Regions from separate parts of the Homo sapiens genome. Here region 2 is linked to region 1. A link is a loop called in an ENCODE intact Hi-C map of the cell type or tissue named here. Cell type or tissue: Panc1. All regions are shown on one strand.

Region 1 (8,000 bases):
CTTTTATAGCAGTGTGTCATAGTGCTTCATGCATGGTTATTCCTTTGTCAATCAAATAGAGCACCTATTGTGCAGTGTGATAAAAATAGCCTAAAGCCTTGCCATTGTAGAACTCCCAGCCCATTTCCCACCCCCTCCAGATGAGGTGATAGCTGAGTGCAAGAATGCAGTCTCATTAAACCCAGACTCTGCATACATCATGCTAAATATGGGGGCTGCCCACAGGAAATACCATGACCCAGGCATGGCTTGCTAATTGAATAGTTACTTGCTGTTCCTGGAATAAACCCAGAACCCTTTACTCACGGACCTTTCCTACTCTACCTCTTTATTTTTTTTTTTTTTTTTTTTCTTGAGATGGAGTCTCACTCTGTTGCCCAGGCTGGAGTGCAGTTGTGCGATCTTAGCTCACTGCAACCTCCACCTCTCAGGTTCAAGCGATTCTCCTGCCTCAGCTTCCCGAGTAGCTGGGACTACAGGCGCCTGCCACCATGCCTGGTATTTTTAGTAGAGATGGGGTCTCACCAGATTGGCCAGGCCGGTCTCGTACTCCTGACCTTGTGATCTGCCCACCTTGGCCTCCCAAAGTGCTAGGATTACAGGTGTGAGCCACCACGCCACCCTCTTTACTTTTTATACCTCTTTCTCCATGTCTATTTATCTAAATCCTAGTCATCCTTCAAAATCCAGCTTTACCATCACTGTAGCCTTCTCCAGGAAACCATTGCCCATCCCCTTCCCATTCCCATAATCTAAATTACTCTCTCGTCTGTCTTCTAAACAGCATTTTGGTTTATTCCTCTGTTAGAACAGTCATTATTCTTTTTCTTGCATTAGAATCATGAAGTGCTTGGGCTAAAAATGACCTTAGAAATGATTTAACACCCTAGTTTTTTAGCCACTGATAATTTTTAATTTTAAAAAGTTTATTAGTAAAAGGTACATATATTTATGATGTACAACACTGCTTTGAAGTATGTATACATTGTGGAGTGGCTAAATCAAACTATTTAACATATGTATTACCTCATATACTTACCATTTTCTTGGGGGGATGGTAAGAACACTTAAAATTTACCCCCTTAGCAATTTTCAGTTGTTCAATATATTGTTATTAACTCTAGGCATTATGATGTACAATAGATTTCCTGGGCTTGTCTCTCCTGTTGAACTGAAATTTTATGTCCTTTGATCCATATCTCACCTATCCACCCTGCCACTCCCCAGTCCCCAGTAATCACCATTCTACTCTCTGTTTCTATGAGTTTGACTTTCTAAGATTCCACATAGAAGTGAGATCATGCAGTATTTGTCTTTCTGTGCCTGACTTATTTCACTTTGCATAGTGTCCTCCAGGTTCATCTATGTTGTCACAAATGACAGGATTTTCTTCCTTTTTAAAGGCTGAATAGTATTCCATTGTGTATATATATCACAAATCTTTATTTATTCACCTATCAATGGACACTAGGTTGATTCCATATCTTGGCTTTTGTGACTAGTGCTGCAATAAACATGGGAGGGCAGAATCTCTTTGACATACTGATTTCACTTCCTTTGGATATATACCCAGTAGTGGGATTGCTAGATCATATGGTACTTCTATTTTTAATTTTTTTGAGGAACTTCCATACTGTTTTCCATAATGGCTGTACTAATTTCCATTCCCACCCACAGTGTACAAGGGCTCACCTTTCTCCACATCCTTTCCAATGCTTGTTATTTTTTGTATTTTTGACAACAACTATTCTAACAAGTGTGAGGTAATATCGCATTGCTAACTTTTTACAAATCGCATATTTCTTTTTTCTCCCCTCCTCATAAGGCCTGATGTCTTCACTCATCCTTGTATTCTTGGCACCTAGAATTGCTTAGCACATAGCTGTCAAACTGCTTCTTCAGAGTTTGGGTAAAGTGGGTTTGAAGCTTGTTTAATGTTAAGTAAGTCTAGTTGATATATGGTGAAATTGTTGTTTTCAAGCTTCTTTTTGCATCATGGGTAGCCAGGATTCCACCTGCATTGGGATGACTTGTCCCATTATTGTTATTATTTAATAATACACTTTCTGATTATAGAAGTAATCCATGCTCATTGGAGAAAATTTGGGAAGTGTGGGAAATAATAAAGAAAGGAGAAACCTGGGCAATATAGTAAAACCCAGTCTCTACAAGAAATACAAAAATGAGCCAGGAGTGGTGGCACATGCCTGTAGTCCCAGCTACTTGGGAGGCTGAAGTGGGAGGTTAGCTTAAAACTGGAAGGTTGAAGCTGCAGGGAGCCATGATCACACCACTGCACTCCAGCCTGGGCAACAGAGCGAGACACTGTCTCAAAAAAAAAAGAAAAGAAAAAAAAGAAAAAAGAAAAAAAGAAAGAAAAGAAAAATCGCCATTAATTGCTTCCCAGATATAATTATATATATTATTTTAGCATTTTGGGAGTACTCCTATTCAGCCATGTATTGTGTGCATGTGTGTGTATTACTAGGCCTGGGATCTCACTTTTTGTGCATCTGGTGTCATGTCTGCTCCACAGTACACATCCAATCAATGTTAGCTTGCTCTCTTCTTGAGTCTCCTGGGTAGTCTTGAGGTCATTAGGAGATTCCTTCCTTTTAGGCTCAAAACTGAGCACCAGTTACTCTCCTTTGATGGAAATTTATTGATAGTATTTCTGCTTGTTTATCTGATGCCATCTTGGTCCTACTGTTTTTTGAATGTTTGCTAAGATGCACCAGAGATGTGTTCCTTTACACAAAGTCACACATCCTGACAGGCCCAACCCTGCTCCATGATGAGGCCCAAGTTTGAGTCAACTCTGGTTCTTCTTGCAAAACCATCCACTTCTCGCAAGACCACCTCAGCACACAGATGTAGATCCTGACTCTCCCGTCTGTAAAGTCTCTAGATTCTATGTCAAAATGGCCTAAATTGTAACTAATGCAAAATAGATGATTTTTCATATTCCTTAGGATGCTCTGAAGTCTTGCGAACATTTGGCATGCCCTTATGGGGGCAACCTTTGTCAAGCTAAGCAAGTTTTCCATAATGTCAGCCTCCGTTTGGGATCTTCCAGTTTAGAACTTTAAGCTGTAAGCTCTCTGGAAGTCGTGCTTTCAGGGGTATATAAAATTCTTTCTGATGTGATGAAGGGGTAAGACAATGACTGAGAGCTGACTATTTTGATGACCCACAATGTCTACTTGCAAAGAAAAAACTGAAGCTACTGCACAAGTTCCTAAATAATGCCTAGTTGATTGTTGGGTGAATGTGCATGTCTGTGTCTCTTTCTCTGGAAGATTTTAGACATCCAGAACTGCTTAGAAGGCTACCTGGAAGCTTATTGGCTGGGGTGTTGGTTCCTTTCCTCCTCTGTATTGTAGTTCTCTTTTCCTCTCTATAGAAAGTTCTTCCATTAATGAAGAGATGAATTTAACAAAATTTTGGTAAAGTGAATCCTAGTTTGCTACTGATTTCTTTTGTAAGAGCTGAGATGTGGTCCCATTAAAAAATCTCCCAAAGACCGAATTGGTAGCATTTAGCACTAAGTTTGCCATTAGAGGTGGTGCTCCATAGAGCAGCCCATATGTCAAAGTGCCACGCACCCCATTCCCTCCATGAGACTAAAACGATACCACCTGAGTCTAGAGAGACCTGAAAATTTGCTGTGTGCTTTCTCTTTTTTGTAGGATGTTTATGTTTGATGGAGCTGAGTTAAAATATCTACCTTGACCAGCAAGGCCATTTGACCCATGATCTATTACAACCTGAGACCAAGCCTACATCACCCCTCCCAGTTTGAAACTCCATATATCATATTTCACTCATGCATTTGACTTAAAACCATACAGACTGGGCTTAGGGGTTGCTGGATAGCAGCTGTCTCCAATGCTCAGAAATACTACATGGTTATTATTTGATAAATTGAAATTCTCTGATAAAAGCCTGTTTATCAGGTTGGGCTTTATTTGAGGACAGCATTCCCCAAAGTGCCATTCTTTGGATGCTGAAGCATCTTTCCATCTCCCAGTACTTATTTTCTTCTGATTTCGATATATTCTCTATTGATTGCCTCAGTAGCCATTGAAATTTATGCTCAGAAGAAATTAAGCATATAAAACAGAAGCAACGTATTTGCCTGGATTTATGACCTCTGTAGATTTAGTTGCACAACCTTTGGGAAGGTAATAAGCCTCAATGGGCCTCAGTTTGCTTATCTGTAAAATGAAGGGGTGGAATTAGGTGGTTTCTAAGGACTTGCCAACCTGTACCGCTCTAATGCAACAGAACATATTAAACATTTGTTTTCTGATCCTACATCTGTTGCTGAAACTCAAACTTTAACTTATGTTGGGAGTGGGGAGGAGTTGCTGCTCATTTGCCACCAGATCTATTTATCTATTTATTTGTTTGTTTAATTATAACAATTTTATTTTGATAGATATGTACAATGGAAGCAGAAACACCTAGATGCACTGAGAGGCTGCAGCAGGATGAGGGAGGCACAGAATCTTGCTCTCAAAATCCTGTTCAGGAGCCATGATATGCCTGACTGAAGCTCATCATTCTGACTCAAAGTTTGCAGCACAGTAGTCCAGCAGTTGAGGGGAGTGATACACTCTGGGTCTTCCATGCGTGAATTAGCAAGTGTATCTGTGGAAGACACTGTTGGTCAGCCCAGATCCTCTTTACTGCACCTGTAGGTAGAGCACATAACAGCTTAATCAGTCCCCTTCGTGGGGAGGCTGGCCCTTGGTTGACAGGTGCTGCCTCTTCTGGAGATACCTGGGAAGTTATTCACCTCCCCACCACCTGGGGGCAGCCAGTGGCCAGTGACTGACTGACAGGATTAGGAAATGCCAGTCATCTCACCTCAAGATGGAATACATTGTGGTGCAGTTTACACTCAGTGTTTCCCGTGGGATCAGGCTGAGCTGGACTTCTCCTGAAACCACATTCATGCTTACCTTTTCCCCCGCCCTACCTTCCCCTTCCCGCTTCTAGGCTTTTTATGAGAACACTCCCTCAATAAATCACCTGTAGAAGGTGTGCCATCTCAGGCTCTGATAGGGAACCCAACCTGTGTATTGATTAGTTTTAGCTTTTTTATCCATATGGTAACATGGACAATAGTCTAGGCATGTGGACCTAAGTCTGGTTTAGAAAGAAAAAAATACCTTTTTCAAAAATCTTTTAAACCTGGGACTTTCAAAATCTGTGTTTTCAACTCAAGACGGCGATAACAATTCCCAAGGGTGGCCCTCATAACTCAAATGAGCATCTCTCTGATTGGGATTCACTACTCTAAGCACAGCTGGTTTGTTCCCCTTAGAGTTGTTTGCCCAAAGAAAGCCCTTCCCAAGGTTTCCCTTCTCCGAAGAGCTGAGCCATACCCATTCTCCCAGCTGTTACGTGACTCTCAGCTGCTCACATTCTAGCATACACTTTTATCAGCACCTGCATTCTCATTTCCTAAGTTTGCTCTCTCTGAAAACTTCCCTTTCCTACCCTTCTACCAGCCTTCACTTCCATTTCTTCCTGAATGTGCATCAGCCTGGCTTCAAGCCATGAAGAGGAGGCTATGCATTTGATGTTGGCAGTGTCCTGGGCCCATCAATAAAGTAGAAGGCAGTGAGAGATGTATGGCTGACCAGAGGTGATGCTCCTCATATGTCACAGAAACCACGAGCGATGAGGAGCGTATGAAAGAACTCAGACAGCTTAGCATGAAAAGCGAAGTGGGTGGCTCACGGGCAATATGAGAGCTGTTTTAAAACACTTCGAAGGCAATCATAGAGAAGAGGAATGTGACTTTCTCTGTGTGAAGCCAGGGAGCAGAGCTAGCACCAATGTGTGGGTAAAAGTTTAGATAAGTGGATATCGGCAGACTAGAAGGAGTTGTCCTAGGAGTCTAGAGCACCCTGTACCCTGCCATCAGCTCTAGCTGAGGCCAGACAATTGCTTATTGGCAATGCTGCAGATGTGGATCAATGTCAGGTAAAGGGTTGGATTTAATGACCTCTAAAGTTACTTCCAACTCTGAGAGTCTTTATTTCCTTCCTGCACAGATAGTTGGGGTCAGAGGTGAGGGACATTGGCAGATAGCACTGGAAAAAAAACTGATAATAGATGCAATCCAGCACATCCAGACTGCAGAATCACCCCATTTCCCAATACTGTGTAGTCTTGAAGCTAAGTGTCTCAGAAGTCAGGAATAAGAATGGTGCCATATGAGACTGTAGACACAAAAGAGTGGATATTTCAGTTCATCCAGAGAAAGTGTGGGAAGTGGGTGGCTGGTGGAAGCCAAGGATTGAAGGGGCTGTTAAATGACCTGGGCATCCTAAAGTGTGTATGGATGGCTCCTCAAGAGGCAGTTCCCAGAGGAATTTGTCATAAATTCTGGGAGCTAGAGCCAACCCTAGAGAGCAAATCTTGGGTTGTGGTTGGGCATGGCCGGGTTCCATGTGGAGGGCTGCAGAGACTGAGAGGTTTATGGACTAGAGATAACTCTAGGTTTAGTATGGCTAGAGATAGACCCAGCTATAGGAGTTTGGAAGGAGGCTAATCTGGCAGAGAGAATGTCCTGCCCAGGAGCACTGATAACAGACAACAAAGGGATATCTGAGCTTGGGGAGCTTGGCAAATGTTGGAAGAATGAAGAGCTCTGGCACTTGAGATAATAACATAATGAGGTATTTTGGCCTCGTGGTACAATCATGGAATTTAGTGCCAGACAGGTGTAGGTTCCAGGTTTCCCTGACCTTGTACAAATTACTTAACACCTCCAGACTTCAATATCCTCATCTATTAAATAATAATAATAATACTGGTACCCCATAGGATTGTTTGCAGCAATTGAGTGAAATAATATAAGTAAAACTTTAAAAGTTATCCCAGATGTGGAATGTCAGCTGTTTTGTTACTGTTGTTACTATTATTATTACTAAGATGAGCTGGTGATACAACATAGTGACAGGAGATCCAGGAGCAAGACGATTTTTTGGAAATCTATATTGACAGTGTAGTATCAGGAAGTCCCCAGAAAGTATGGGGAATGAGGCTGTGATCAAGCCAGGGACCCAGCTCCTGCTATTATAGTTGAGCCTAAGCTACTATAGACATGCAGGTCTTGTCACAAATAAAAGTTCTTTTATTTGTTCATCATTGTGTAGCTTACAAAACCTGTTAATAATGGCTAACATTTTCTGAGCACATACTGTATCCCAGGCACTGTTCTATGCACTTTACATGGAATACTTCATTTGGTCTTCACAACAGCCAAGTGAAATATATAATAGTTGACATATCTTTTTTTTGTATGGAAAAAACTGAGGTTTAGAAAAGTGGAAGAATTGGCCTACAGTCACTTATCTTGTAATTGGTGGAAGCAGGATATGAATGAGGTATCTGATTTTATATCCTAAATGCTTTCTAAGATGCTATTTGATCCTCACAATAACTCTGAAAGTGGAAAATGTATTGTCTTAGTCTTAGTCTGTTTTGTGTTGCTATAACAGAATACCCGAGACTGGGTAATTTATAAAAAGAAAAAAAAAGAGGTTTAGTTAACTTATGGTTCTGCAGGATGTGAAACTCAACACTGAGCAGCCACATCTGGAAGCTTCTGGAAAGTCAGGCCTACTACAGACATATGCCCAGATCCCAGAGACATGGTGCTTGTGATATGCAAACATCATGACTATAAGATCCTAAGCCCATCTTTCCCTGAAAAGGCAAAGTTTCATTCACAAGTTTGACGCCCAGTGTTCTGGCTGTACTCCCATTGAAACCAGCATCTCCAAAGATGCATGACATCAGCCCAGAAACCACCTGAATATTCATCAAAAGAAAAGGTCTGCTGAGAGCCTTGTGCTGCATCAAAACATGGCAGAGAAATGGGAGGGGAACCAGATGCATGCAAAAAAGGCAAAACACAATAGGCAACCTTGCTTTATAAGAATCTGCTCTCATGGGAACTAATTCATTCCTACAAGAAG
Region 2 (8,000 bases), 220 kb after region 1:
TCAATCGATCACGACCCTCTCACACGGACCCCCTTAGAGCTGTAAGCCCTTAAAAGGGACAGGAATTGCTCGCTCGGGGAGCTCGGTTTTTGGAGACGTGAGTCCGCCGGTGCTCCCAGCTGAATAAAGCCCTTTCCTTCCACAACTCGGTTTCTGAGGGGTTCTTTTCTGCGGCTCATCCTGCTACATAGGAAGAGATGCAAAGTAAAACTGCATCAGTCCCAGCTGCTAGAGAGGCTGAGGCAGGAGAATGGCATGAACCTGGGAGGCGGAGCTTGCAGTGAGCCGAGATCGTGCCACTGCACTCCAGCCTGGGCGGCAGAGAGAGACTCCGTCTAAAATAAATAAATAAACAAACAAACAAACAAACAAATAAATAAATCTGCACTAGGCAGCCAAAGAAACAAGGGAGTTGTAAAATCTGGGCCCCGGCTCTCCCCTGGCATCCCCTCCACCACCTGTGGGTCTGCTCCATTTTCCTGCTGGCACCAGCTGACTCCCTGGACTCACACATGGCTCCTGTACCCCCAGAACTCTGGCCCACTGGGGCCACTGCCAAGCTCACTTCGACACACCCCTGCAGTGCAGGAGCTTCATCCCTCAGGGTAGAGAGAGAAGGAACTGTTATAGTGGTACTTCTCAGCACTTTTACCTGGCTTCCTACAGGGAAATGATACTTTTGTTTGAAGCAAACTTTATTGTGTTGCTCACAGCATGAGGCATATTCACAGACAGCGATGGTGGGATGGTGGGCCCAGGCTCTGGTCTCCAGCCCTTATTCTACTACCTGAAGCACGATGGGGACTAACATCTCAGCCACTGAGATCCTGGATAGAAAATCTTAAAACAAACTGAACCAGGGTTGTGAAAGGGTGGCACAGTATGGAATAAGAACAAGCTACAGGTGAATTTCTAGAATTCTGTCCAGAAAGCTTGACATAGACAGTGACATTCTTCTTACAAATATACGGCCTTTGAGGCCCAAATGAAACACAAAAGGAGCCAGGTCAGACAATTTCTTTCCAGTAATTCCTGAAATACAACAAAGGCAGGGGAAACCCGTAAGTGATAGAGTCCCGTTTTCCCTGCTTTGCGGATAAAGACGAATTACTGATGTTTGCAGCCTCGGTTACCTAACAGACTTTCAGACTTCTATTACTATTACTTGCTGCAAACTTCTATTATCACAAGTTTTCTTTTACTAACCTGAACAATTGTAGAAGACTAAAGCAAAAAGTTTGTCCTGTACAGCACCCATCGACAGTGAGGCCTGCTGTGCTGGTTTGAGAGTCTTATAGCCATGACGCCCACCACCAGTTAGCAAAGTGGAGACCAAGAAGTAGCTTGTTATGAGCCAAGGGCTCTCTGTGACTGTGTTCACAAGCAACCACACCTTTTCAATTCTGATATTGTGAAGCCTTTTATCGTATATTTTCTACTTCCCAAGCTTTGTAATAATACAGGCACTAGATGGCACCCCCTGAAGCTTAGGCTATTTTGGCTAAGGTGAAGGAAATGCTTTGCACGGCAGGCAGTAAACCTAGAGATGGATTCACAATGAATTAATAGGAGACAGGAAGGCCAGAGTCAGGGCACCTCCTCCTTGGACAAGACTGGCAGGACAAAGGGCACTTCCTGTCCTCCTGAGGCTGCTGTCAGAAGAGAATACTGGGCTGACCCTGCAGCGGGATCTTCTGCTCAGAGCCCACGAGATTTGTTGTTGCGTTTGCGTAAGTGGGGATCTCAGCAGGGAAGCCTGTATACTCTGAAATGCTTCAGAGCCCCAGAAGGTGATGAATGCAAATGCAATCCAGGGCTACTTGGTGAACGTTGAATTAACTGTAGAAAATTACCTAAATGAGGTTGGTGAGTGAAATGTAAATGAGCCCAGGCTCCGCAGGAGCTAAGGAAAGGATCACAGTGGGAGACACAGTCAAGTAGGAGGTTGGGAACTTGGGAGTGAGCACTAACCTAATGTAGAAAGCCATGTAAACAGCTCGGTCGGGGGCAGTGGCTGGGAGGGCAGGGCAAGGCAAAGGGGCTGGCGAGCTAACTGGGGAACAGAGCTAATGAGGGAACAAAACAGTGGAATGGTGAGCTGAGCCAGTCTCCTGCAGATTCTGACCATCCAATGGGGGGTCTGAGGGGAGGCAGAGATTCACTTACTGAGGCAGTTTAGGCCCCAGCAACTCAAATAGCGTTCTTGTGCACCCTGGTTAAGGCAGTGCTATCTGGTTTGAGTAAAAGCATGCGAGTGGGTGGGTCATGATAAAGATGCCAAGAAAGAAGAAGGAAAATTTCATGAGAATCCAAGAACGAGCGCCTCCCTACATGCAGACCTCCCAGAAACGGGCCAGGAGCAGGAAAGGCTGATGTTTGCAGCCTCGGTTACCTAACAGACTTTCAGGCTTCTACTACTATTACTTGCTGCAAACTTCTATTTTGCCTGGTTAGTCCCTCAGAGTCTCATCTCTCCCCTGACATCCCCTCCTCCATCTGTGGATCTGCTCCATTTTCCTGCTGGCACCCGCTGACTCCCTGGACTCCCACATGGCTCCTGCACCTCGAGAACTCTGGTTCATTGTGGCCATTGCCCAGCTCACCCCCATGTACCCCTGAAGTGCAGAAGCTCCACCCCTCCGGAGCCCTGACACTACATTTCCAAGAGAGGGGTCTGACAGGCACAGTTCATCTTTTGAGGTGAAGCTCAGAGCCCTTGCTTCCTGCCCAGTCTATGGTTTGGCTGCACTTGGGCCAGCTGTTGACCCTAGTCCAACCAAAGAGTGGGTCATATCATAAAGAGCATAGGTGTAGAGGATATGGGAGGAGGCATGGGTCACCTTAGAGCAGTGATTCTCCACAAAGGGTGGGAACCACAACAGAGCTGCACAGTTCTGGTCAGCTTTTACCACCCACCCCTGAAGTGCCCCTGCCCCCCACGCTGCAGAGTCCCTGCCGTACCAGGACACTATGCTGGTGGGAAGAGGCACAACTGTCCAGCACATTGAGTTAGAACACCAGGAGAGCACCTTCGAAAGGTCGCCAATGGGCAGCAGGGTGGCATCTCTGAAATAACATGGGTTTCCATGAACCAGAGCAGGTAGTTCTGTCTCAGAAATGCAATAATTGTGGTTTTTTTCCAGTTGGCAGGGGGAAAAAAACCAAAAAGCTAAGACAGAAAAGCCTCCCAGTTAAGCTTTTCTCCCATATGTTTTTCTTAAACCTTTGGTGCCTCCTACTGTTTGCCTGCTGTCACTCACTAGAGGATGACAAATGAGCACACAATTAGCAAAATTAGCGGACAAATATTATCAAACAGCTGATACCTCTTGCCTAGATTTGAGCTGTTGTTTGTGTGTGAGTCAACCCATGTGTTAACGGCTGTAATTTGATATGGCTTATGCATAACATAGTCATATCTAACTGATGACATTGCTTCTGATTCTCAGGGGTAGGCAGGGGAGGGCAGGAACTGTGGAATAAAAGCAGCGAAACTGATTTGACTTTCTGGGTTTGATTCACTGCTTCCCAACTTGCTGAATGACACTGGGCAAGTGATCTAACCTCCCTGAGCCTCAATTTGCTCATTTATGAAATGGCAACAAATAATAGTGTCTTAATTCTTTTGGGCTGCTCTAACAAATACCATAGATTGGGTAATTTATTAACAGTAGAAATGTATTGCTCACAGTCCCGAAGGCTGGGAAGCCCAGGATCAAGGCAGCAGCAGATCAGGTGTCTGGAAAGGCTCCCTCTGTGCTGCATTGATAGTGCCTATTGCTGTGTCTTCACATGGCAGAAAGGGTGAAGCAGTTCCCTTCAACTTCTTTTATAAGAGCACTATTTCTGTTCATGAGAATGTAACCCTCATGGCTTATTCACTTTCCCAAAGCTCACACCCAGCTCTTACTACCCTCACATTGGAGAGTCAATTCTTCCAACATAAGAATTTTGGGAGGACACCAGCATTCAGACCTTAGTGAGTGATCACACAGGTTGAGCATCCCTAATCTGAAAATCCAATATTCAAAATGTTCCAAAATTGAGGCTAGGCACAGTGGGTCATGCCTGTAATCACAGCAGTTTGGGAGGCCAAGGTGGGAGGATCGCTTGAAGCCAGGAGTTTGAGACCAGCCTGGCCAACATGGTGAAACCCTGTCTCTACTAAAAATACAAAAATTAGCCAGGCATGTTGGCACATGACTGTAATCCCAGCTACTCAGGAGGCTGAGACATGAGAATCTCTTGAACCCAGGAGACTGAGTTTGCAGTGAGCAGAGAGATTGTGCCACTGCACTCCAGTCTGGGCAACAGAGCGAGACTCTGTCTCAAAAAAAAAAAATCCAAAACTTTTTGAGCACCAAGATGACAGTGCAAGTGGAAAATTCTGTGCCTGACCTCATGTGACGAGTCACAGTCAAAATGCAGGCACACAACAAAATGCAGGCACACAGTGGCAGGTAATCAGCCTGCCATTGTTTGCTATTGCTCTTGCTTAATAGCAGATACAGGTATTCTGGTGATGCTACTGTGCTGCTCGGTTACCCCGAATACATGATTTTTCCCACCGTATTAATGGTCTGTCCTATTTTTTACTCTTAAGTACTTATGCATGAATCAGTATAAGAAAATGGTTGCTTTAGGTAGCATCAAAATTCAGAGTCAGGAATAATGGTGGCACAAAGCAACCACAGGTTGTCCACATGGGTGGCTGAGATGGTGACACCCTTGCTTTCTGATGGCTCAGTGTACACAAACTTTGTTTTATGCACAAAACTATTAAAAATACTGTATAAAATTATCTTCAGGCTATGTGTATAAGGTATATTAAAACACATATAAATTTTGTGCTTAGACTTGTGGCTTATCCCCAAGATATCTCATTATCTATATGCAAATATGTATTCAAAAATCCCAAAAAAAAAGTTCAAAATTCAAAATACGTCTGGTCCCAAGCATTTTGGATAAGGGAGACTTAACCTGTAATACTTCCGCAAGGTTTTTGTGAGGATTAAGTGAACTACTCCATATAAAGCACTTAGTACAGTGCTCAAAACATAAAAATAGGGTGACCTACATTTGTATTTTTAGACCTCTCAATTGAATTAAATAACAGTATTTTTGCTTCTGTAAAGAGGACACAAACTTTCAGGTACTCAACCACCTAACCGAGTTCAAGAACCCCCTGACTTCGATGATAGTCTATGGGGCTCCCAAAACATCACTGCAAGAGATCTACTAATGTTAACAGTGATTATTTCCTGTATTTGGATAATAATTTATTAGAGTTAGAGCCTTCTGCATCTAAAAAAAGTCTTGTCATTGCGGGGCACATACACATTTTGTGACTTCTTAAGATCTTTTAAATATTGCTATAGCTCAGATCTTCCACTGGCCAAAGAAGTATTGTGAAATCCAGTGGCCACCCACGCAGCCTTGGGTAGAGCAGGGTGGAAAAGGGGAGTGACAGTGCTGTCAATGGATTGCAGCCTCCATACCATGGGCACAAGAATGGCCAGGGCAAGTCAAAACTGAACCCCAGTCTGGGAGGATTTGGAAAGTAGACACCCAGAATTGGATTTAGAAGAACCTGGGCCATGGAAGCAGAGCTGCCCCAGCCATGAGGGGAACGTGGTGCCCAATCCCAGAATGTGGAGTGGGGGATCCTCAACCCAACCTTTCTAAGGTAGGAGTGGGGCTTTGAGGCTGAGGTCACACTGGGCAGCAGACGAGGCCACATGGCCACAGTTATCGGGAGAAGAGAGCTATTGTGACTTGCACCACACTCCCCTGAGAGGTCTAATCCCCATTCTGCAGTCTTGGAAGAAAGAAGCTCTATGTGGCCTTCTCCTTTGTTCTGTACACCAGAAGCAGGGACTCAATGGTCATTTGAATGCTATGGTCCAGTGATTTCTGGGTTACCATTGGCCTTCCCTGGAGGGGAGGACGAGAAGTGTCATGCATGGGGTGCCTTCAGTGCATTTTGCGCTTATATTCTTCTCCTCATTCAACCCTTGTGCAAGTTGGTATGGAGATATGACCACCTCCCTCTTACAGATGAGAAATGAGCATTGGAAGGGTTAAGGAACCAGGCAAAGGTCACATAGCTGGACTTGAATCCAGATCTGCTGCCTTCAACCCTTTCTCTGCCCATGCACTGGAAAGGCCTGAGGCATCAACCCTGCAGCATGGTGGCCAGAGAAGCAGGGAAGGCAGGAAGCCCAGCCCTGGGTACACTGGCCCTGAGTTCTTCTGCTCAGCTGAGTATAGAGACAGTAAGCTGGGAGGTGGGCATGATGGATCTCTGACCTCTGACTGCCTGAAGTGTAGGGGTCAGGAGGCACTAAACAAGAAGTGACTGTCATGGCATGTGTCTGCATGGTCATCACGAAGCTTGCTCTTCTTCCTTCACTGCCCACCACACCTCTGCAGAGTCTGGGTTCCAGTTGAGGGTAACTTAGAATGACAGGGTGCTCACTGGCCCAAGGCCACAGCAGCAGTGAATTGAACAGCCCGAGACAGCAGGCAGCTTTGTCCAAGCACATATGGCCAACCAGCACTTGCATCCTCTCTCTGCTGTCCACAATGCCCGGATTAAATCAAAAATTCCCATAGGAAAGGGAGAAAATGGGATGAAGGGAAAGATGACAGCGTCTCCACAGTTATCCACTTCACACTAGGCAAGTTCCTAGATATCTACGGGGAAATAGAATTTTGGGAGGTGGAAATTTGACTTTAAGTTCTCTAGAGAGGCTCCCAGTTAAAGGAAGTGTATGGCGAATGCTTTCCTAGCATGAATGCATTTTCTCTGCCCTCTAATTTATCCACTTTGTAGTGCTGAGAGTTTTGTCAATGTAGTTACTGCCACACCTGGCGGACTCCATGTGTTCTGTTTCAGACACCATCCTGAGCCCCTGGAGAGCAGACTCTGGCTCCTGCTTAAGCCAGCAGAGCAAATGGGTGTGGCTGCTTTGCAAGCCCGCTCTGCAAGCCTCACTCCAGGGTTGGGGAGAACCCCAGGAGGAGCACGCTGGGCTGTTCCTCACAGCGCAGTGCAGGAGAGTCAGGTATTGTGAGGTTCCCACCAACAGTGGTGACAAATGCCATTTATTAGGGGCTTTCTTGGCCAGGCCATGTGATAAGCATTTTGTAGACTTGCTCTCTGACCTGCCCCATAAACCTGAAACTTAGATGTTTCAGCAGATGAGGAAACAGAAATAAAGAGAGGGATGGGAGCAGGGGCCAGGGATTCAGACCTGCTGAAGATCACACAGCTGGTGGCAGTGAAGCTGAGATCTGAACCTGGCCCATTCTGCCTGTGAGTCCGGGGCTCTCTTCCCTGTATCTTCTGCCATGTAGTTGCTGGGTGGGCATGAGGTAGGGAATGGAGTCAATGGTGAAGCAGGAGTCTAAGACTCAAACTCCCTGTAGTCTAGCATGGGCTGAGAACTCAGGACGCCCCTCCTCCCCTCTCATACTCTACTATCTTCTTTCTGCCCTAACTCACACCTCATTGGTGGCTTAAGAGCATTTTTACACCTGTTTGACATATCAAACACTTTCCAGAGTTCCCTTTCCAACTGACATTATTAGCCAGTGATCCCTGAACCCTGAGCCCCACTCCCCGGCCCCACAGCCTCCTTCTATAAACATGGAAAGTGTATAAGAGAGAAATCATTTTCCCTATAAATAATTGTAAGGTCCAGCCACAAGGAGAAGCAGTGCATTTTGCAGAACTGCTGTGCATTCTGAGTTCAGCAATTTGTGGCCCAGACTTGGTAACCTGTTTCTTCCTTGTGGTCTCTTCCTTGGTAACCTGTATGACCCTGAGAAGTCATTTTATTTCCATCTGTAAAATGAGACCCTTGGACTGGGTGATGAATAAAGTTTCTTCCAACAATATTAGTTCATAAGTTTCATATAAATGTGGTTGGGTAGATGGACAGAACAGTCAGCCTTGAGAACGGCAAATATTTCTCAAGCTCAGGCAGTACTTGTTC

Evidence for each region. Hi-C counts contacts between places; a loop is a spot of excess contacts. Peaks named below come from ENCODE experiments on the same cell type or tissue, not always from the same donor. Only the 100,000 strongest peaks of a DNase experiment are listed, where the experiment ranks them.
Region 2: a loop joins it to region 1, with 4 times the contacts of the local background. A loop is called at or near these places in 44 of 110 quality-filtered maps.

Annotation. Positions count from the first base shown.
Region 1 is chr17:34,143,457-34,151,456 of GRCh38, reverse strand. It overlaps a transcript of ASIC2 not described here. Among named protein-coding and RNA genes, the nearest start is that of LINC01989, 36 kb to the left of the region's middle. In Panc1, CTCF peaks have their summits at 4,608 and 4,817 (motif pointing right); a DNase peak (open chromatin) is centred at 4,836.
Region 2 is chr17:33,923,275-33,931,274 of GRCh38, reverse strand. LOC124903983 (a long non-coding RNA gene) reads left to right here. Exons shown (of 2, transcript XR_007065719.1): 2 at 1-145. It also overlaps a transcript of ASIC2 not described here. Among named protein-coding and RNA genes, the nearest start is that of LINC01989, 260 kb to the left of the region's middle. RefSeq lists enhancers at 1-65, 1,762-2,263. In Panc1, no CTCF peak of the experiment used is centred here; a DNase peak (open chromatin) is centred at 3,574.